2 separate regions of the Mus musculus genome follow, and region 2 is linked to region 1. Evidence: chromatin contacts called from ENCODE Hi-C or POLR2A ChIA-PET data. All regions are on one chromosome and are shown on one strand. The core of a region is the stretch at or near the end of the contact, and the rest is flanking DNA. Distances in the headings are between cores, read along the strand shown.

What was found. A loop is a pair of places that touch in the nucleus more often than their neighbours do. ChIA-PET counts read pairs that join two places held with the same protein, here RNA polymerase II (POLR2A).
Region 2: a map of heart shows a loop between it and region 1 (3-fold over the local background). The contact joins two enhancer-like sites. A Hi-C loop is called at or near these places in 2 of 37 maps with a recorded cell type or tissue (both heart). POLR2A ChIA-PET finds 5 or more read pairs at or near these places in 1 of 5 experiments (embryonic stem cell).

Annotation. Positions count from the first base shown.
Region 1 is chr2:75,017,954-75,023,829 of GRCm38, reverse strand. No RefSeq gene overlaps it. Among named protein-coding and RNA genes, the nearest start is that of Gm46748, 41 kb to the left of the region's middle. Within about 2 kb of position 2,054, at least 1 of the 3 ENCODE cell types and tissues checked has a DNase peak (open chromatin) inside an H3K27ac peak, as active enhancers do; it is heart, where a contact is called at or near this core.
Region 2 is chr2:75,050,945-75,057,428 of GRCm38, reverse strand. No RefSeq gene overlaps it. Among named protein-coding and RNA genes, the nearest start is that of Gm46748, 7.4 kb to the left of the region's middle. Within about 2 kb of position 2,498, at least 2 of the 3 ENCODE cell types and tissues checked have a DNase peak (open chromatin) inside an H3K27ac peak, as active enhancers do; they include heart, where a contact is called at or near this core.

The DNA of each region.
Region 1 (5,876 bases), core at 805-3,304:
TGTTGGTCTCATGATAACATGTACAGAAGCCAAGGAAAACCTTCCCCAGGTTGGATGAGGCCCAAAGACTACACTCACACACAATGTGCCACTCAGAAATTGTCAGGTCTCTGGTCACCCTCTAAGAGGAGAAGGGTAACAACACAGGCAGGAAGCAAAAATCTCCCGGAGAGACCCTGAAACAGGCCTTTGCTCCCACAGATTAGCATCTAGGTGTGTAAGATCCCAGAGCCCCAGACTGAACTTAAGTGGAAACACTCATGAACTACGCAGCAAGCCCCAGGCCAAGGGAAGACTCCTCTGCACAAATGCACTTTTGTGTTAGCATCTCTAATACCCCACGAGTAAGTTCTCACAGACAAAACTTCCCCAACAAAGAAGCAAGGTACCAAGAAGAGCCCTGAGGGGAAGAGGAGACACCTGCCTCACCCCAAGGCAGAGAAGTGTCTGTCAGTCTAAATTAGTACTTGATGAAGACTTCTTCGGCACAAAAAGGAGGCACCATCATATCATGGGGATACAAACTCTGAAATCTCCTAATTCTATAACTCATAGTAACACCCAACTCCCTGGCAAGGGAGAAGCTAAACAACAGTCATCAAATACTTTAATGTAAAACTTCAACTCCTTGAGAACAAGCCTGTGTTTGTAAAGAATTCAAAGAACACAATTTTATTCAAAGCTTAAGACAAAACCAAACAAAAACAACCTATTTTATCACGCAAAGGATTTTGCTTGTTTATTCAGTTTCAGAGGTAAAGCTGAGTTGGAAAATGGGATCCCAGTTGGTCAGAAAGTCCAGAGTGACACAGAGAGGCATCCTGTCGCCTCCATGGGTTATGAGATGGCAGATCACCGTAGGCAGCTGCTGTGTTTGGAATCCACCAGTCTTCTTGGTTTTGTTCATGTGTTTTAGATTCCAAAAATTGTATTTTGTTAGAATTCTTCGCCTTTACTTTTTAAAAACCATGTGTGTTTTAGGGTCAATTTAATCTGCATGTTTCCTATTTTGTTATAATTAAACCATCAAAATATTGTCTTTTCAAAACTATTTGATGTCCACAAAATCTTCTGAGCCCTTTCAATATGCCTCTTAAAAGCATTTTTTTAATCCCACTTAAGAACAGAAGTTGCCCTGTGTCATGGGTGACCTGATGTAGAAACCAAAAATCCCCTTTTAATTCCAGAAACCTTGAAGTCTGAGTAATTCCTGGCTCTGAGAAAATGAATTCACCCATTGTTAAACTCTCCATGTTGTTGAAGACATTTGGAGCAAAGATGAGCTCCCTATGAGGGGCCATCAGAGACTGCAGGAGAAATGGAAGGTATGTGCCATTCCCTAAGGCCCTCCAAGCCTTTCCAGGAGCATTGCCTGTCACATGGCCATCAACAAAACAAGACAAAAGCTCAGAGGCACATCAAATGTTTGACAGGACATGAAGGAAATGTGATGTCCACATGAAAGAATATTTGCTTGTGCTTTTAAGAAAACACTGCAATGCAAATGTCAAGATTTCTCACCACATCCCATTCACGATCTAGTCTAATCATCCGCTGTTGGCAGTCTATAGGGGTCTGTTAATGAATTTACCAAGACTGAATAACTAGTTTCTCATAAGGATGAATGATATAATGTGACTGTAACACCAGCTTGTAATGCGAGAACCTGAAGATTATGGTATCTGGGCCAGCGGGTGGAAGCGGTCTTTCATGGGAGGGTATAAGATTGATGAGCCAGGGTCTGGAGAAGAACCTCACCTTTGCCCTGGCAATGCGGATAAGCCCAGACACTTAGCAGCACTATGATGGCGAAGTATCCCAGCCAGGCTCCAGGGGCCTTTCTGAGACATCCCCAGAGAATCTAGAATACCTCTGTGCTGAACAGCTCACATCCAGCTCCCGGACAATGCGGGCCTGCTTTCACCAAGCATCAAATATCAAGCAGACAGGATACAGGGGTTTCCCCAGAGGGGAGCTGGCACACGAACTCTGAGGAAAAGGGAGCTGAGTCCATTTCCTGCAATTGTTGGAGGAGGATGGGCGTCTGGCCCCTGGGTATGGTGGGATCCTGTGTGCATTAGTGTCCTCGTGGGATGCCAGCATTCAGTCGGTGGCCCTTGATCTTCCATAGAGAAACCCAGGGGCTCAGGCAGGGGATTCAAATACATTTCTTTGTGTTGCAGTTATTACACTAATCTATAGGGTACTTCACAGTTCGAAAAGCTCTGACATAGATAGACCTTTGCATCTTATTTAGAAGACCCTAAGTTTAATCACAATTTAAGTCACAATAATAGTAACCAGAGAAAACATTGTCAGAAAGCCCGAGTTTCATGAAGTTGAGGGATATAAGGTCGATACATTAAAAACAAACAGACAGACAGCATCTAGTCTTTTCAGAGCATATGAAAGTTTAACCTTTTACTAAACCACGGTTGAATGTCTATGTAGTTCATTAGCAACGAATAATCAGTTTTATTGAGGTACCAGGGACACAATCCATTGCACATTTACAGGGTGTGATGTTTTGCTTTACCAAAAGATGCACAGTATATTTCTCATGCATATACACGTGTACATGTGCATGGGCATGTATGCACATATGTACATTTGTGTGTACTCATGAAGCCATCACCACCATCTCCTATCCATATCCTATTGCCCCTGGAGATTTCTCTTGTCTTTCAGACCCTCTCGCTCACTCTATGTTCTCCCACGTTAGGCGCCTGGAGTTGCCCTGTGACCAGTCCATGGATCTCCTTCTGTTTGAGTTTTAATCTATGAACTTCACTGCTGTTTCTCCCTTACTGTTTAATCTGTCTTGAAGCCTATGGTTTTCTATTCTAGACGCTGTCATTTTCGTCATTGGCAGTTACATTTAGGTCCCCTTTTTCTTACATTGTTTATATCAGTACTATTATTTTTCACCTTCCCTCTAGCTTCCTGAAGATATAGAACACAGCTTCGGGAGCCTTTAAAGCACCCATGCATACCAATTCCATTGTCTACATCATTTCTGGATCTGTTATATCGAATGGCATTTTCTCTTTAGAGGTAGCATCACTCAACCCCTGTGCTAAGCTGCCACACTATGAACTTGGCCTGCTTGAGTCCTGGGTACCTCTGTATTTGCAAGTTGCCTAGAAGTTCCTTCTTGGATGGTTTTGTGTGAGTTGGTACAATCGTGTCATAGTACTAGCCTCTGTTAGGTGGGGCACAAGCAGCCCTGGATAGCCTAGCAGTGTCAGCAAACTCCAGGATCAGTGAGAGACTCTGCCTCAAAAATCAAACAAACAAGCAAACAAACAAAGCTGTAAACTATTGAAGATAATCAACATAAGCCTCTGGCTTCCACGTGTAACCTTACATATGTGTGCATGTGCCTGTTCCTGTACACATACACATAAACAGACACACAATAAAAAACGTGGAAAATTTAATAGGTGTAAAATCCATATGCTGAAAATTACAGCATATTTTAAAGAAGTGAGAAATATACCTAAATAGATGTTCATTTGTCATTAGATAAAATTGAGATATTAAAATACCAGTTCTTCCCAGATTAATCTACAGATTCATAATTTCTATTAGGCATTAGAAAGGCTGTTTTGTTTCTCATGGCAATTGATCAATCTTAAAACACATAAAAATGCAAAAGAAGATCAATCTCAAAAGCTAAACTTAGGGTAATTATGAAAATGTTTAGGACTATAAATTTATACTAGTAAAATGGTATGTTATTGTGTGAATACAGGGTAGGCATCAATGAAGCAGAATAGGGAATCCTTTTAGCTGGGTTTACAGCCAATTGCTTTTATTAAAGATGTCCAGGTCATAAGTGAAAGAAAAGGCATCAAGTGAGAGCCAACCAATGCCACGAAAACACAAAGACTCCTAGACTTCACATCATACACAAAAAAATCCATGCAAAATAGATCAAAGGCTTAGCTGCAATATCTAGAACCTACTAGAAGAAAATACTCTTTATCGAGATTAGAAAATATTTCTTAGACAAAAGTCAGCGAGTAGAAAAATACAAACTAGGCCAAACTGGCCCCATACAGTGAAGGTTCTGATTGTATTTTGCTGGTGACTGTGGCTGCTGACAGCTTCCCAGCCCTTCCACTTCCGCTTCCCCTCTGCCCTACATCTGGGCCCTGCTGATAAGAAAACCCAGGTGCTCCCACCTTTGTTGCCAACCGGAAGTTCAGAGCATGCAAGCCCCAGCTCTCAGGCACAGGAACCCTGGCTCGCTCCAGCCCCATTCTCCAATCACAGCCAAAGACCAGGCTCTTTTCGCGCTCTCTTGAAACATTTTTGGATTTACTTGGGAGCCTGCCCTGTTCTCAGAAAGTTTTATTCTGTGAGTAATAAACTTTCTCGAACCTTTGCTTGCATATGTATGTGTGTGTGTGTGTGTGTGTGTGTGTGTGTGTGTGTGTTCATCAGTTTCAACATCAGTAGAACCCACCTTGTTTCTGTGCGATAACCACAACAAAAACTTTTTTTATTGAAAAGGAGAAACTCAAACCACCTACCAGGAGAAAACTACCTCCACTGATATTCTCCATGTTGTTTATCTAGAGAAGACGGTTGATGCTTAACCTCTGCACAGGAATCCAACTTTAAAAGTTATCGAAAGATTTTATTATCTAAACCTTCACTAAAGAAAGCACACAAATAGCAGATAGTCTCCCAAAATAACACTAAACGTTATTAGGGAAATGCAAATTAAAGACACGGATTTCAGTTCCTATCCACTAGGTAACTCAAATGAAGAGAACCAGGTGTTGATACAGTGTGAGATAACCCGCCCCTTTCCTGGAGGAAATGCAAACGGGGCCACCACTTTGGAAAACATCCTCAAAGATTTTTGTGAGATTAAATAAAATCTAGGCTTGCTATACTACCCATTAATCTCACTTTGGGGTGATTACCCAATAAAAATGAAAGTACATAGTTATACATAGACTGGAAGCCAAACAAATGCCAATCAACTGGTGAATGGGTAAGTAAAATGTTGATATTCCATCTAATGGAATACTACTTAACAATAAAAAGGAAATTTTGCAACATGCTACTCTGGGGATAAATATCAACCAACGGCATTCCAACAAGAGGAAAAAAAGCCAGATCCAAAGGATCATGTGCTGTGTTGCTCCAGGATATAACACTCATTAAAGAGGGAAAGCAAGGGATTGTGAGATTCACTGCAATGAATGCAACAGTACTTCAATGGAATGGAAACAGTCTATAGCATAGCTGTGGTGTCAGCTTACAACTGTATATACTTGTCAAAACACATGGATTGAGTTGTGCCTTAAAATGTATTTAGTGCATATAAATTATACTGCAAAGAGAAATGTTAATCTCAACAGATAGGCACTACTGCCTGAAAGAGCAGTGCCCTAGAGTCTTCAGGCTGGTCTGTTCCATAGACATTATCTTACTTGATCCTTATGTCAACCAGTAGAGTTCTCTGGGACTACTTTGCAAACACAGGCACCGGCAGCCCAAGAAACTTTCCAAGGTCGTGCTATCTGTGGGAAATTTTCAAAGTCGAAATGCTTCTTTCAATGAAGCCCCCCTTTTCTGTTTCCCTTGACACCTTCAGTCTTGACAGTTCATATTGCTGTCTTAGACAATTTAGGCTGCTTGAGAAAAATACCATAGATCAGATTGTTGATAAACAAGGAGGATTTAGCTTAATGGTCCTGGAGTCTGGTAAGTCCCTATCATCTTACCAGCCCATTCAGTGTCTACTGAAGACTTGCTTCCTCTGTTTCTCACACAGTGGGAAGAAAAATGTGTTCCCTTGGGCCTGTGTTGTGAGGACACATTTATCCACTCACAAGCACCCTGTCCCTATACCTAGT
Region 2 (6,484 bases), core at 1,249-3,748, 33 kb before region 1:
TTTAAAATCTTGAACATGAAATATTTATCTGTGTTTTAAATTTCATCTAGTAAACTAGATGCCTGATATCATGTCAGTAAATGGCAAACTGAAGAGAGCAGATGAAGTTCATTGGCTTTAATGGCTCTGAAAGGTGGCACAGGTGGGAGAGGCGCGTTTGAACTCCAGAATTCCTTCATCAGCGAGATCTCCACTCACCAGGAATGTAGGACAGTGATACCATTAGTACAGTTGTAATAAATACCCCAGGGTTATTTACAAGAATCCACAGTCCTTAAACCATCCATTTTGAGATAGAAGCCTATTTTAAATTGTATGAAGCATTTCTAATTAACTTTTATCACCAACTCAATAATTAGAATCCTATACCACCAAGAAACCTTTTAACCTTTACTTTATAAGATAGCACGGAGAGGACTTTGGCCATGATCTGCTGAAGTCCCTCGCCTTGACATGGGGAAATTTAAGGTAATCAACGGTCATGTAAGGACCCCAGGGAATGGGTGGCAAAGCCGACACAGAGGCCTATGGCTGACTCCCAGGTGCTCACACACTGCATCTCACCTTTGCTTCCCTCAGAGGAGCTACTCAAATCACCCTTGCTTCTCGTGATAAAGCAGCTTTCCCAACATATTGTAGACCTACTGGTAGGTAAGTTTGAAGCTGTAAACCCACCCCGCAAGAGGTAAAGAGTTAGAAAGGTAAGCGCACGTTCCATCCAACTCTGTCAGCAATGGCTCTGTGCCCAGCTGTGTAGTCAGAGCAGGCCTTACTCTTGAATCTACAGAGCCTAGGGTGGCCCTGGCCACTGAAAGGTCTCAAGGAAAGTCTTGGCTAAAGACTTAGGGGCTGGGGCTGAGCAGTGCACTTTGCCCTTCCGTGTAGTGCCTTCAACACCTGGCTTAGTGCCTAGTGGCTGTGGGGTTTAATCTGATGTGTTAGAAGGCATCCTATGAATTGCCATTTCTTTGCCTGTTGCTGTGATCTCTTTAAATGGAAACTGTTACAGCTGGGGGATACGTAGCACTATTATTTAAACAATAACATAACACGCTATGGTGTTCAACAACTTTGTGATGGCCTTGCTGTTGCTGCTCTCGTGCCTTATTCCTGCAGAGACAATGGCATGTTTGGTCTTTTCTTTCTTTCTCTCTCTTTCTCTCTCTCTTTCTTTCTTTTCTTTTTTTTAATAAGAAAGAGGTAGCACAATGCCGTTCTGTGGTGATGGAAGAATTCGGATCATGGCGTTGGTACGTATATCTACACATACGATGACATTGCATAGAACTATATTCACACAAGAATGAGCGCACACAGAGCAGGTGGGACAAGAATAAATCGCATGAACTGTACCCATGTTGGTTTCCTGTGTTGACAGCATACTAGAGTCTTGTTAAATGTCACTATTGGGAAAAGCCAGGTAGTGCACAGGTCTTATTTATGCTATTCCGAAGCTTCCTGAGAACATGAAATTATTTAAAAATTTAAATTTCATTTAAAGTGAAATCAGGAGTTTTCATTTTTTGAAACGTCCAAGAGATTTCATTAAAGAGGTTTTTCACTGTTTCCTCTGCTTTTGAAAAGAATCCATTGGCTAAAATTCTCATCTCCTCCTAGAGATTACTACTATTAAAAAATATACAGCATTTTAAATTTTAATATTAAAATATATAGCATTTTTACCAGGCAATGTGGTTGTAAAGTCTGAGACATGTTTCTGGTTTGTTTTTATGTCACTCATTTAAAAATATTACACTTTGAAGTGTAGATTATCCGTGCTGAAGTGTAAAATACTGATCATCAGCAGGCAACTTTAAAATTATAATAAAATCAGAGTGGCTGTTACTTTAAGAATGTAAACGCCTGCAGGAAGAAACTAGAGAAAACGGGTTTTAGGCCTCATTATGTTCTTAAGAAAATATAGGAACATGCCCCCTCCCCAAACAACATTTTTTTTTTTTTGTTTTGTTTTTTTCATTTACTTCCCTGAGACATTCTCTTTTCTTTTAAAAAGCTGGCCGACTCAGAATGAAGGGACAAATTTGTATTTGGCCACTAGGTGGCACTGTTGGTGGCGTCGTGGGCTATATGGAGGGGGGAGGGGAAATTGAAAGCAATCTATTCGAGGAACTTGGGGTTTTTTTGTTTATTTGTTTTTGTCTTTTGTTGTTGTTTTGTTTCTTTTGGGGGGAGTGTCTTGAGGGTTTGCTTTAAGTAAAGAGAGAGGGGAGGGAGGGACGGGAGGAAGGAAGGAAGGGAGGAAGGAAGGAGGAAGGAAGGAAGGAAAGAGAAATCCTGTCTTCCCCCAGAGGTATGACGTGGAAAGGAAAGCTTTAAGCAGCCCTTCCCCCAAGCCTTGCCCCCTCAACCCCCATCCCCGTCACCACCGTTCAGACCACAGGAGGATGTTAGGATGGAGCGTCCTGTGGAGCCATGTGACACCTAACAAAAAGGGCTATGAAAGGCATATCCGTTTCAATAACCCCGCCACCCCGCTGGAAAGCAGAGCTAGGTTCTCACTGTCCCCAAGCCTGACTCTGTAAGCTGTGGTGAGATGCAAAATGTGGGACCCAGGCCAGGGGCAAAGGGACAGCTAGGGTCGCCAGGTTGTGAACAGGGAGGTAAATACGATTCCTGCGTATCCTCGAAGTGCAGTTTAGTTCTGCATGTGGCTCTAAGAAAGGAGAACCCTTTCAAATCCAAGGGCCAGCCCATCCAGAACAAAGACTTTACAGGCATAATCGCCAGATTTGTGTGGCCTGAGAGCTTTGCAGGCATGGTGCCTGGCCCGGTGTAGGATGGGATTTCTTGGTCCAACCTGCCCCAGAAGCTGCTGCCACAGGCTAGTGAAATTTCAAGGAGGTCTCTGTCTGCTGTTTAACTCTTCCACTTTTCTGAGGGGGCTGTAGAAAGTGAGTTCTAGAAAACCCAAAAGCTGGCACGGGAGATAAGTAGGAACAGAGAACATGGAGCGAATGAACACCACCCCCCCACCCCCCCCATGAACGCCTGGAGAACCATTTTAAATGGAGATATGGATTGAAACCTAAAACCTTGAACTTCCTACTTAAAAATAGCCCCTTGAAAATTAGCGGCATACTCGGTTGCATCAGATGATCATGTCTATCCTGTGCCATACATTCTCCATCCAGGGTTAGTAATTTCATTTTAACCACAGTCCTGGGCAAGGCAGTGAGACAAATGTGTGTACAAATGAGGGGGAGTTAGCAGCTGATACTGACCACGTGCCACATATTCAGCATCTCCTGTGTATTAACTCACTGTGGTGCTGTAAATGAGAAGAACCCCATAGGTCATATGACGGAATGCTTGGTCCCCAGTTAGTGTAAGGATTAGGAGGTATGACCTTGCTGGAGTGGGTGTGGCCTTGTTGTAGCTGGCCGTGTCACTGTGGACAGGTTTTGAGGTTTCAAACACTGCTTCTGCATCAGGGTGTAGCTCTCAGCTACTTCTCCAGCACCAAGCCTGCTTCCATGTTCTCCATGGGAAGAATAAGAATAGGAAGAAAAATATGCTAGCTCTCTGAGGCTGTAAGCAAGCCCCCATTAAATGTTTTCTTTTATAAAAATTGCCTTGGCCATGGAGTCTCTTCACGGCAATAGAATAGCAACTAAGACACTCACCAAGTCCTCAAAAAAAAAAAAAAAATACAAGCAGGTTCTAATTATTATTCTCACCACAGAAGAGAAAAATGTCAGGGAGACTCAGTATCTTGTCAACAGTTACAAGGTCTGCCCCCCCCCCCCCCCAGTTCCATTCACACCATCTCTGAGCTACAAAAGCCAAGCCCTGTCCAGGTAACCCAGCCTGCCCTGGTTGGATCTGCCATCTTGTCTCTTGTGAACTGCCTATCCAGTTCGGATGTTAATTATCCAGACCCAGATGTTTCACAATGTGCTCTGTCTACCTACTGCACAATGGCCAGGCACTACACCAACAGATAAAAGCATCCTGGGATGAGCGGTACCAGTCTTTGCTGACTATGCCTTTTGAGAAAGACAGCTTCAGCCACTGCGGCAGCCAAACCATGAGACATGTCTCTGGATGAAGTTCTCATATTCTCATATTTGCACACACTCTCTCACCAGAATCAGCCACCTAACTACTGTGACTTACATGATACTAACTTCCAAAACGTGTAAGTGGTGATGTTTAGTAGGAAAACATGTTGTTTCCAAGAGGATTATTCTTTTCTTCTTTCTTTTTTTTAATGCCCCAGACACAAATATACACTGAGATATTGCCAAAGAAAGTTCAAGCCAACTGTATAACTACACTTAAAATAGAAAGCTACAAAAAAAAATGCCATTGGGGAACTGTCTTGAAAAAGAGAGAAAGAAAGAAAGAAAGAAAGAAAGAAAGAAAGAAAGAAAGAAAGAAAGAGAGAGAGAGAGAGAGAGAGAGAGAAAGAAAGAAAGAAAGAAAGAAAGAAAGAAAGAAAGAAAGAAAGAAAGAAAGAAAGAAAGAAAGAAAGAAAACCAGAAACTTGCTCCCTAATAAGATTGTTGCTGAAACCAGGTCTAATAGAATGAATAGATTCTATCCAGCAACAGTGTTGCAATTTGTCAGTAATGGATGTGAGGAAGCCTGTTTCCTTAGTTGGAATGAAGCCATAATTAGTAGATAGCTGGGAAAAATGAAAGGAGAAAGAGAGAGATCAGAAATAAATCCAGAGGAAATATTACTCTTTAAAAAAAAAACAAAACAAGACAACACAAAACAAAAGAATCAGAGTATATTCAGAAGGTTTTGTGGGCTGAGCTGTCAGACTCCTTGCTCCTGTTGTCTTTCCTGTGAGCCAGAGTCATTGCTGTCAGTCAGTTCCCTGATGTGCCCAGGTTCACACATATGCACCAGCAATGGGGACGGGCTTCCATGGTTGTACAGCCGATGCATCTGTAGCACACACAAAAATGTAAGACTAACAAAAGAGCAGCCTGAAGGTGAGAGCAACTACAGAGAATTGCTGCTGCGACTGTTCATGCATGAGGTTGCTCCTGATGGAGCCTGCATGGAGCTCTTCTCCTTGGTGAGACCTTGGATGTATAACAAGCATCAGATTTGTGGGGGATGGCTTTACACAGCAAACCCACTCCGAGCCACTCCAGTCCAGCCAGAACCCTTGCATGTAAATTAGTGCAGGCTTGGGTGAGTATCCTCCCACAAATCTACGTTCTGAAATAGTTTCCATGGCTTCACAGGTGTTGGGGGAGCATCAGGTAAGGAGAGTTTAGGAACTGTGGCAGCTAACAAATTCTCTAATCTGAGCCCAATACCTGTTTTTAAGAAAGCTGGAAGCAGGTTTTGCAGTGGATTTGCCCCCTACCATATCCCATTCTCTCCCTATAGACATAGTACTAGAATCACAGTGGTCAGTTAGACATAGGACTTCCCCCGTAATAATTCTCTTACCAACGCCTTAAAGGGCTGAGAACCTGTTTTGATCTTGTCAGTGTTGTAATATTAAACAATATGATGCAGGCCTGACAAGGGTAATGTTTTATTAACTGGAACATTTATCCTAACCATTGTGGACCTATAGAAAATGTTGACTTCCTTTCCTTTTTGGTTTTGGTCTCTGCTTTCTCCATAGTTATGGGACCATAGATTTTACTGAGAATTGATGAAACCTTGAACTGTGCTGGTGGTGGAGGGATGTAAACATGGTGGGCAGGCAGCATGGTGGAGAGATGAGTAAACATGGTGGGCAGGATGAAGGAGGGATGAGTAAACATGGTGGGCAAAGGCAGCAACAGTGGGCAATGGGACCAGCTGAGTACTGAGGGAGAGAAAGGGGATTCACAGAGGTGTCTGAGTGTCTTGCTTGCAAAAGAGATCAGGTGATGTTCTTTTTCAGAAAAAGGAGAGCACTCTCTCTCTCTCTCTCTCTCTCTCTCTCTCTCTCTCTCTCTCTCTCTCTCTGTGTGTGTGTGTGTGTGTGTGTGTGTGTGTGTGTGTGTGTATGTGTGCTGACCCTCATCCCTCATGGAGAGATGTAAAGGTAGTATGAGGATATACAAGTCTGAAGTGAGTCTGGACTAGAAATAAAAATTTTCTAAGTCATCTGACTATAGGAAAAATCACCAGGGAAAGTTTGTGGAGGAAAATGGCCACCTCTCCATCAGGACCAGAGGATGTCTGGTTTCACGTGGCCTCCGGAGCAGACCTTTCGAGCTGAAGACTCTAATATGGGCTGAAAGTTAGTCCTTTGACTCTGAACTTAGCCACTAAGGACACTAGTGTTTAGAGAGAATATTTTCAGTTGTTTACTCTTCCCGCTAAGAGAAGACAAATTAGACCATGTGGAAGAGTGACTGTTGGGTGAGAGACAGAGCTCACACTCAAGAGCAAGCCCTCCTTAGCCTTGACCACTACTCTTCCCCAGTCACAGTTAATCATTAGTAGAGGCCAAAAGCTCTTCTCAGTATGAACTCTTATATAAAGTCCCAGTTGGCATCAGCAG